Regions from separate parts of the Homo sapiens genome. Here region 1 is linked to region 2. A link is an interaction called in ENCODE POLR2A ChIA-PET data of the cell type or tissue named here. Cell type or tissue: GM12878. All regions are shown on one strand. Each heading gives the region's core, and the rest is flanking DNA. Links, peaks and the distances in the headings are about the cores only.

What was found. Peaks named below come from ENCODE experiments on the same cell type or tissue, not always from the same donor. Only the 100,000 strongest peaks of a DNase experiment are listed, where the experiment ranks them.
Region 1: POLR2A ChIA-PET joins it to region 2 with 6 read pairs; 16 of 35 experiments call an interaction of 5 or more read pairs at or near these places.

What each region holds. Positions count from the first base shown.
Region 1 is chr5:131,340,878-131,346,256 of GRCh38, reverse strand. All of the region lies in intron 2 of CDC42SE2 (CDC42 small effector 2), which reads right to left. Among named protein-coding and RNA genes, the nearest start is that of CDC42SE2, 80 kb to the right of the region's middle. In GM12878, for the core only: no CTCF peak of the experiment used is centred there; no DNase peak of the experiment used is centred there.
Region 2 is chr5:131,268,222-131,273,600 of GRCh38, reverse strand. All of the region lies in intron 1 of CDC42SE2 (CDC42 small effector 2), which reads right to left. Among named protein-coding and RNA genes, the nearest start is that of CDC42SE2, 6.9 kb to the right of the region's middle. RefSeq lists an enhancer at 670-749. In GM12878, for the core only: no CTCF peak of the experiment used is centred there; no DNase peak of the experiment used is centred there; H3K4me3 peaks cover 4,046 bases; H3K27ac peaks cover 3,980 bases.

The DNA of each region.
Region 1 (5,379 bases), core at 211-5,210, 73 kb before region 2:
GGTCTCCTGAATACAGCACACTGACGGGTCTTGACTCTTTATCCAATTTGCCAGTCTGTGTCTTTTAATTGGAACATTTAGCCCATTTACATTTAAGGTAAACATTTTTATGTGTGAATTCGATCCTGTCATTATGATGTTAGCTGGTTATTTTGCTCGTTAGTTGATGCAGTTTCTTCCTAGCATTGATAGTCTTTATAATTTGGCATGTTTTTGCAGTGGCTGGTGGTACCAGTTGCTCCTTTCCATGTTGAGTGCTTCCTTCAGGAGCTCTTGTAAGGGAGGCCTGGTGGTGACAAAATCTCTCAGCATTTGCTTGTCTGTAAAGGATTTTATTTCTCCTTCACTTATGAAGCTTAGTTTGGCTGGATATGAAATTCTGGGTTGAAAATTCTTTTCTTTAAGAATGTTGAATATTGGCCCCCACTCTCTTCTGGCTTATAGAGTTTCTGCCAAGAGATCTGCTGTTAGTCTGATGGGCTTCCCTTTGTGGGTAACCCGACCTTTCTCTCTGGCTGCCCTTAACATTTTTTCCTTCATTTCAACCTTGGTGAATCTGACAATTATGTGTCTTGGAGATGCTCTTCTTGAGGAGTATCTTTGTGGCATTCTCTGTATTTCCTGAATTTGAATGTTGGCCTGCCTTGCTAGGTTGGGGAAGTTCTCCTGAATAATACCCTGCAGAGTGTTTTCCAGCTTGGTTCCATTCTCCCCGTCACTTTCAGGTACACCAATCAGATGTAGATTTGGTCTTTTCACATAGACCCATATTTCTTGGAGGCTTTGTTCATTTCTTTTTACCCTTTTTTCTCTAAACTTCTCACTTCATTTCATTCATTTGATCTTCAATCACTGATACCCTTTCTTCTACTTGATAAAATCAGCTACTGAAGCTTGTGCATGAGTCACGTAGTTCTTGTGCCATGGTTTTCAGCTCCATCAGGTCATGTAAGGACTTCTCTACACTGTTTTTCTAGTTAGCCATTCGTCTCATCTTTTTTCAAGGTTTTTAGCTTCTTTGCGATAGGTTCGAACATTCTCCTTTAGCTCGGAGAAGTTTATTATTACCGATCATCTGAAGCCTTCTTCTCTCAACTTGCCAAAGTCATTCTCTGTCCAGCTTTGTTCCGTTGCTGGCAAGGAGTTGCATTCCTTTGGAAGAGAAGAGGTGCTCTGATTTTTAGAATTTTCAGATTTTCTGCTCTAGTTTCTCCCCATATTTGTGGTTTTATCTACCTTTGGTCTTTGATATGGTGACGTACAGATGGGGTTTTGGTGTGGATGTCCTTTCTGTTTGTTAGTTTTCCTTCTAACAGTCAGGACCCTCAGCTGCAGGTCTGTTGGAGTTTGCTGGAGGTCCACTCCAGATCGTTTGCCTGGTTATCACCAGCAGAGGCTGCAGAACAGCAAATATTGCATAATGGCAAATGTTGCTGTCTGATCCTTCTTCTGGAAGCTTTGTCTCAGAGGGGCACCTGGCTGTATGAGGTGTCAGTCAGCCCCTACTGGGATGTGTCTCCCAGTTAGGCTACTCGGGGGTCAGGGACCCACTTGAGGAGGCATTCTGTCCATTCTCAGATCTGAAACTCCGTGCTGGGAGAACCACTACTCTCTTCAGAGCTGTCAGACAGGGACGTTTAAGTGTGCAGAAGTTTCTGCTGCCTTTTGTTCAGCTATGCCCTGCCCCCATAGGTGGAGTCTACAGAGGCAGGCAGGCCTCCTTGAGCTGTGGTGGGCTCCACCCAGTTCGAGCTTCCTGGCCGCTCTTTTTACCTACTCAAGCCTCAACAATGGTGGATGCCACTCCCCCAGCCTTGCTGCCACCTTGCAGTTCGATCTCAGACTGCTGTTCTAGCAGTGAGCGAGGCTCCGTGGGCATGGGACCCTCTTAGTCAGGCGCAGGATATAATCTCCTGGTGTGCCTTTTGCTAAGGCTGTTGGAAAGCGCAGTATTAGGGTGGGAGTGTCCCAATTTTCCAGGTACCATCTGTCACGGCTTCCCTTTGCTAGGAAAGGGAATTCCCCGATCCCCTGCGCTTCCCAGGTGAGGCGATGCCCCGCCCTGCTCCGTGGGCTGCACCCACTGTCTGACAAGCCCCAGTGAGATGAACCCGGTACCTCAGTTGGAAATGCAGAAATCACCCTTCTTCTGCGTCGCTCATGCTGGGAGCTGCAGACTGGAGCTGTTCCTACTCAGCCATCTTGACATCAACCTACTCAGGCTTTTTCTAACATCTTCCTTTTCCCACTTAAATCTGAAGTATTTAACATAAAAAATGTATCCATTATTATGGTAGGGGACATAAGAGAGAATATTATATTGGCTCAAACATGAAAGAGTGTGCAATATAAAGAGGAAAGTAAAATATGTTGAAAACTACTCTTCCATTCTTTAATATCCACATTTCTTCTCCCACTTGTGTAAGAGTAACTGCCATGTTCATCTTTCCCTCTCTTTAATAATCTTCCTCTTTCTCCTCCCACTCTTCTTCTTTATTTCTCTCTCTGCCTCTTCCATCTCTCTCTCTCTTTTTTTTTTTTTTGAGACAGAGTTTAGCTCTTGTTGCCCAGGCTGGAATGCAATGGTGCGATCTCAGCTCACCACAACCTCCGCCTCCTGGGTTCCAGCAATTCTCCTGCCTCAGCCTTCCTGAGTAGCTAGGATTATAGGCATGCACCACCACACCTGGCTAATTTTGTATTTTTAGTAGAGATGGGGTTTCTCCATGTTGGTCAGGCTGGTCTTGAACTCCTGACCTCAGGAGATCCGCCTGCCCTGGCCTCCCACGGTGCTGGAATTACAGGCATGAGCCACCGTGCCTGGGCCTTTTCCATCTCTTTATCCATATTCCCTAAACTCTTCCTTAGCTCCCTAGAGTTAGAAATAATGATGCTGTGACACAAACACAGCAGGTTTTCAGTGTATTATAGATGATGGACTGAAATGTGTATTTTCATTCTGACTTCTCTCTTGAGTCTACTAGACATTTATATCCACCTGCTAATAAGCATCTCTTGCAGTCTCCTGGCACCTCAAACCAATATAGGCAAACTTGTATATACTGTCTTTTTCCTCCCATCTATTTCTATGTTACTCTTCTCGGTGGGTGGGACCATTATACACTGTTTATCAAGCAATGCATACTAAAATTCTGTCCTACTACGTACAGTTTTCTGAATAAAACCATCCTGTAAAATGCCTTCTTACATTTAAGCAAATCTTTACTGTTATTCAAAATAATATGAGCACATAGACTTTTTAAAAATCAGTGAATATACACATTGGAAAGCTGAAGTGGGTGGATCACCTGAGGTCAGGAGTTTAAGACCAGCCTGGCCAACACAATGAAACCCCGTTCCTACTAAAAATACAAACATTCGCCAGGTGTGGCGGCACATGCCTGTAGTCCCAGCTACTTGGGAAGCTGAGGCACAAGAATCACTTGAACCCAGTAGGCGGAGGTTGCAGTGAGCCAAGATTGTGCCACTGCACTCCAACCTGAGTAATAGAGCGAGAATCTATCTCAAAAAAAAAATAAAAAAGAATCAATGAATAATAAAAGACTATTAACCAGGTGCAGTGGCTCACACCTGCAATCCCAGCACTTTGGGAGGCTGAGGCGGGCAAATCACAAGGTCAGGAGTTCAAGACCAGCCTGGCCAATATGGTGAAATCCCATCTCTACTAAAAATACAAAAAGTTAGCTGGGCATAGTGGCGGGCGCCTGTATCCCAGCTACTCGGGAGGCAGAGGCAGGAGAATCACTTGAACCTGAGAGGCGGAGGTTGCAGTGGGCTGAGATCGGCGCCACTGCACTCCAGCCCAGTGACAAAGTGAGACCCTATCTTAAAAAAAAAAAAAAAAAAAGACTATTAAAAATGGCAAATCTCTGACCTGTGCCTCTCCATCTCTTAGTGGGAACTGTTTTTAACTTACCAAGCTGCTTCTTCTGGTATTTACCTTTTTTTTTTTTTTTTGAGAAGGAGTCTTACTCTGTCACCAGGCTGGAGTGCAGTGGCACAATCTCAACTCACTGCAACCTCCACCCCCCCAGTTCAAGTGATTATCCTGCCTCAGCCTCCCGAGTAGCTGGGATTACAGGCATGCACCACGACACCCAGCTAATTTTTGTATTTTTGGTAGAGATGGGGTATCACCATGTTGGCCAGGATGGTCTCGATCTCCTGACCTCCTGATCTGCCCACCTCAGCCTCCCAAAGGGCTGGGATTACAGGCATGAGCCACCGTGCCCAGCGTGGTATTAACTTTTATAATTGTAAGTAAGATGCCCATTGCTACTTCTCAAATTATCAATTTTTAGACTACTTGGTATAATTAGCTATCTTTTTTTTTTTTTATTGAGACAAGAGTCTTGCTCTGTTGCCCAGGCTGGAGTTCAGTGGAACAATCTCAGCTCACTGCAACCTCCACCTCCTGGGTTCAAACGATTCTCCTACCTCAGCCGTCCTATCTTTTCTTAAATAATCTTTTGTTTTCTCTGAATAACTGCTAAGCTTTTTTAATTGCTTAGTTTTTTTATGTACCTATATCAGATCTGTAAAACACCTGTAATTTCCAAATACCTGAACATATTAATAGATGTACTGATTCAAATATTCTTTTGGTTTCTTCCTAGCCTCTTGCTTCAATCCTAACTGCTCTAAGTTGGTATGTTCTGTTTCTGTGAATCATGTCTTCCTCTTCTCATCCTTCTCACTTATGTTGTAAAATCATACACATACTCCCCTGGCTTCCTAAGAAGTGGGACACAGAATGAAAATGTTTTAATTCCTTACATTTGATATTTGATTGATCGTTTAGTTGAATATAGAATACCAAGACAAAAATCTTTCCCTCAGGATTTTAAAGACACTATTTCAGTATCTGCTAACTTCCAGGGTTGTGAGAAGTCTGATGACATTCCAATTTTCCTTCCTTTGTGTGTGATGTATTTCCCTTCTAGAAGAGTTAAACATTTTTTTCCTTAACTCTTGGAATTCTCAAATGCCACAGAGATGTTACTTGGTTTGGTCCTTTTTCATCATTGTACTGGGGTCTGAATGACCTCTTTCAAACTGGAAAATGTTGTCCAGGAAAATAATAGTACCTATACCATGGGACTATTGTGAAAATTAAACAAAACACTTAGTATACAGTAAGTACACAATGATGCTGATGATTAATATTTTTCCAAATTTGCCAATTGATTTGATTATTGCTTCTTGCCTCTCAATCCTTCCTTTGAAGTTCAACTTCCTTCTTCAGAAAGTACATACTCAGGCCACGCATGGTGGTTCGTGCCTGTAATACCAGCACTTTGGGAGGCTACGGCAGGCAGATCACTTGAGATCAGGAGTTCGAGACCAGCCTGGCCAACA
Region 2 (5,379 bases), core at 164-5,163:
GACGGGGTTTCACCATGTTAGCCAGGATGGTCTCGATCTCCTGACCTCGTGATCTGCCTGCCTCAGCCTCCCAAAGTGCTGGGATTACAGGCATGAGCCACCGCGCCTGGCCAAGAAAAAGTTTTTTAATTAAAAAAAAAAATAAGGCTGGGCGCAGTGGCTCATGCCTATAATCCCAGCACTTTGGGAGGCCAAGCTGGGCAGATCACTTGAAGTCAAGAGTTTGAGACCAGCCTGGCCATCATGGTGAAACCCAATCTCTACTAAAAATACAAAAATAAGCCGGGCGTGGTGATGGGCGCCTGTAGTCCCAGGTACTCGGGAGGCTGAGACAGGAGAATCACTTGAACCCAGGAGGCGGAGGTTGCAGTGAGCCAAGATCACGCCACTGCACTCCAGCCTGGGCAACAGAGCAAGACTCTATCTCAAAAAAAAAAAAAAATTATAAAAAAATGTAAAATATATATATATGTATATAATTCTAGCTAGACAGAATGAGATCACAGGGGACTAAAACTAAATATAAATATAGAAGAGGTCTAAACATATGTCCCTGAAACACTGCCTCATTTTTTAGAAGTTGGGGCAATGAAAAGGAACCAACAAAAGAAACTGAAAACAGGCAGTAATATGCCAGAAACAAAGGGAAGATTTCAAACATGATGTTATCAACCACATCAAATGCTGCTATTGCTTCTACATCCACTGAGATTAGGCTTGAGAACTAGGGAATTTACCACCAACAAAGTCACTCAATAATCTCAAAAAGAGCTGTTATGGTAGAATGAAAGAGAAAAAAAGCAGATTGTAGTGGATCCAAACAAGACAGGGAGCGCGGATGACAACAAATATTTACCTTTTTGGAGAGGAGTAACTAAAGGAAGATGTGGCATTTGGAAAGGTGTTTTTTTAAAGATGGGAGATATTTCAATACATCTATATGCTGATAGGGATAATCCAGTAGAAATGGGGAAATGATGCAGCTCATTAGAATGCAGGAGAATGAGATGAATACTGAAGCAATGCAATGTCCTTAAAAGGAGAAAGGAGCACGAGTGGAGACCATGATGACAGAATAGTAGGAAAGGCAAAGTATGGGTAAAGATACAAGGAGACGTATAAAAGTTTTATTCTGATCGCTTTCATTTTTAACATACAGGAAACAAGGTCATGAGCTGAAAATGAAGAGGAAAAAAGGGAGGCTAGAGGTTTGACGAGAGGTATTAAAAGTAATCTGTGGTGATTAAATCAGGAAACGTACTAGGATTACAGAAGGATTAGGCCAGGTGCAGTGGCTCACGCTTGTAATCTCAGTATTTTGGGAGGCTAAGGCAGGTGGATCACTTGAGGTCAGGAGTGAGAGTTCGAGACCAGCCTGTCCAACGTGGTGAAACCCTGTCTCTATTAAAAAAAAATACAAAAATCAGCCGGGCATGGTGATGGGCGCCTGTAATTCCAGCTACTCGGGAGGCTGAGGCAGGAGAATCACTTGAACCTGGGAGGCAGAAGTTGCAGTGAGCCAAGATCGCGCCACTGCACTCTAGCCTGAGTGACACAGTGAGACTCCATCTCAAAAAGCGAAAACAAAACAAAACAAAACAAAAACAACCAGCAACACAAAGGGCCCTCCTTAGGTCAGTGGTCATGAATTTAAAGGGAGAGCCAGGTCAGCTTGGGTGTGTTTTCCTCAAAGCATGCTCAACTTCCCAGATGTATGCTGGAACAGATGGAGAACTGGACACAAAGGGTGTGGGGGTAAGGGTTTGGCCAGGTGAATTACAACAGAAGAATGCCGCAAGGGAGTTGAATGTGTATGAAAAGGCAAAATTATAATAGTGGACCACAAATTTAAGGCAGGGTAAATACTCCAGTGAGGACATGGAAGGAGGTGGTCTTGGGACAGCAAAGAGGTGATGGCAGCAATGGATTACAGATCGCAGACATACAGAAGTACTGTTGAAGAAACGTTTACAGCCATCCCTCGGTATCCATGGGTGATTGGTTCCAGGAACCCTGCCCCACCCTGGCCCAAATCCCCAGATGCTGAAGTCCCTTACATACATAAAATGGCACAGTATTTGCATATAACCTAGGCACATCCACCTGTATACTTTAAATCATCTCTAGACTATGTATACCTAATAAAATATAAATGCCATGTATAATTGTTATACTGTAGCTTTTTACCCTTTTTGTTCTGTTTTTTCTTTTTAAATACTTTTTATCCTTGGCTGGCTAAATCCTCAGATGTGAAATCTGATGATTTGGAGGGTCTACTGCATTTTATGGAAGGAGTTGGAAAGACAGGATGCTGAGACCCCAGTGGAATTAATGAAATTGTGTCTATGAAATATCCTCAATAAAGCATGGGCAGTTCTGGTTAAAATGTTATAGAACTACCTTAAAGACTAAAGAAAAATCTCACCCTGGGCAAAGTGAACCTGCAAGATAAAGGAAACTGGAAGGCTAAATTGGAGCTGGAGAACTGTATCACAGGAATTATAGCTGGAGCTTCCTAGACATAGAATCCTCAACCACTTCCAGCACTCCTGAAGAAAGAGTCAGCTTTGCACAACCTCGCCAACTCAGAAGGCAAAAATGCCAGATCACAATCAGATAAGCCACAATAAAACTATACCTTCCCCCACCTTCCCCCCTATATCTTTTCTCTGTAATCCTAAGCTGCATCCTGAAGTGGTAGGAATACCATACTGAAGAAGACCTGGCAAAGTAAAAAGAGAAGCCAACTAAGTACGACTCTTCCTCCAAAACAAGCTTCTAGGTTCAAAGCAGTTTTGAGCCAAAGAAAAGTTCTGAAATCTACAAGAGTTTGAACACTACTATACTGTACCTTTTAATGACTAAAATAAAACTATTATTGACAAGTGACCAGAAGACTTTTTGTTACCTAAAAGTGACTTAAAAAGCTATCTGATCACGCTAAAAGCTCATCTAGAAGCAGAGAAAGACTTAGTCTACAGGGAGAGTTTTGAAGGCACAGTGAAAGTTGTATTTTGCTTAAACCTTACCAAGTTCCACCCATTAAACCTTTCAGTTCCACAGATACCCATAAATTCCCTCTATATATACGGTGTAAAACATACACAATGTTGAATGTACTCAAAATTCATTTTTGCTTTACTAAACAAAAAGTGAAAGTTTTATTAAGTCAAATGAAACAAAAATAATTTTATGTTGTTGTTTTTATTTTTTTATTTTTTTCTTTGAGACGGAGTCTCACTCTTTCGCCCAGGCTGGAGTGCAATGGCGTGATCTCAGCTCACTGCAAGCTCTGCCTCCCGGGTCCATGCCATTCTCCTGCCTCAGCCTCCCTAGTATCTGGGACTACAGGTGCCTGCCACCACGCCCGGATAATTTTTTGTATCTTTTAGTAGAGATGGGGTTTCACCGTGTTAGCCAGGATGGTCTTGATCTCCTGACCTCATGATCTGCCCGCCTCAGCCTCCCAAAGTGCTGGGATTACAGGCATGTGCCACCATGCCCGGCCAGTTGTTTTTTTTTGTTTGTTTTTTTGTTTTTTTGAGATACTCTTGCTCCATCGCCCAGGCTGGAGTAGAGTGGTGCCATCCCAGCTCACTGCAACCTCTGCCTCCTGGGTTCAAGTAATTCTCCTGCCTCAGACTCCCAAGTGGCTGGGATTACAGGCCTGAGCCACCGCGCCCGGCTAACTCTTGTATTTTTAGTAGAGATGGGGTTTCACCATGTTGGCCAGGTTGGTCTCAAATTCCCGAACTCAGATGATCCACCCACCTCGGCCTCCCAAAGTGCTAGGATTACAGGCGTGAGCCAGGGCACCCTGCCTGTTTTGTTTTTTTTGAGATGGAGTCTCGCTCTGTTGCCCAGGCAGGAGTGCAGTGGCGCAATCTCGGCTCACTGCAGCCTCTGTCTCCCGGGTTCACATGATTCTCCTGCCTCAGCCTCCCAAGTAGCTGGGATTACAGGCATGTGCCACCATGCTTGGCTAATTTTTGTATTTTTAGTAAAGACAAGGTTTCATAGGCCAGGCTGGTCTCGAACTCCTGACCTTAGGTGATCCACCCACCTCAGCCACCCAAAGTGCTGGGATTACAGGAATGAGCCACCACGCCCGGCCAATAATTTTATGTTTTAGTACAAGATAAAAAAATTCGATCATACAGATTAAATATGAAATCACAGCATGAGTTTCTAAGTGGGTAAGCAAGAAAACAGATATATCAGGGCTCATAATTTAGTTATTTCAAAGGTACCTAGATTTAATATGAAATTAACCTAATACTTTCTAGGAAAAAGAGGGAGTATGTTTTACCATAATCTATTTGACTAAAATACATTAACAGGTATTTTACAGTGTCAGGATTAAGACAACTTATTACCAAGTCTTCTTGGCATTTCAATTCAGGAACTCCCTTTGGATGAGGGCCCAAAGCAGTCTCAGCTAAATCCTGCACTACTCATTATTTGTTAGTATTATAGAAAGATACAAGTATACTTAAGCTTTGAACCAAGGTAGCAGGATGCATAAAACTAATAATTTAAAAGCTAAATTCCTCGCCTGGCACGGTGGCTCACGCTTGTAATACCAGCACTTTGGAAGGCCAAGGTGGGCGGATCACGAGGTCAAGCGATCGAGACCATCCTGGCCAACAAGGTGAAACCCCGGCTCTACTAAAAATACAAAAATTAGCCAGGCATGGTGGCACACGCCTGTAGTCCCTGCTACTCGAGAGGCTGAGGGAGGACAGTTGCTTGAACTCAGGAGGCAGAGGTTGCAGTAAGCCGAGATGGGACCACTGCACTCCAGCCTGGCGACAGACTCTGTCTCAAAAAAAAAAAAAAAAAAAAAGCAATCCGGGTGTGGTGGCTCATGCTTCCAATCTCAGCACTTTGGGAGGCTAAGGCAGGCAGATCACCTGAAGTCGGGAGTTCGAGACCAGCCTCACCAACATGGAGAAACCCCGTCTCTACTAAAAATACAAAATTAGCCGAGCATGGTGGTGCATGCCTGTAATCCCAGCTACTCGGGAGGCTGAGGCAGGAGAATTGTTTGAACCGGGGAGGTGGAGGTTGCAGTGAGCCAAGATTGTACCATTTCACTCCACCCTGGGCAACAAGAGTGAAACTCCGTCTCAGAAAAAAAAAAAGAAAAGTTAAATTCCAAGTTTTCCCAGGTAGTATGAAAAACATAAGAAAAAAATGCCCTCACCTAACTAGCAAGTAAATATTAAGAATAAGCTTGACCGGGCACGGTGGCTCACGCCTGTAATCCTAGCACTTTGGGAGGCCAAGGTGGGTGGATCACCTGAGGTCAAGAGTTTGAGATCAGCCTGATGACCATGGAGAAACCCTGTCTTTACTAAAAATATAGAAATTAGTCAG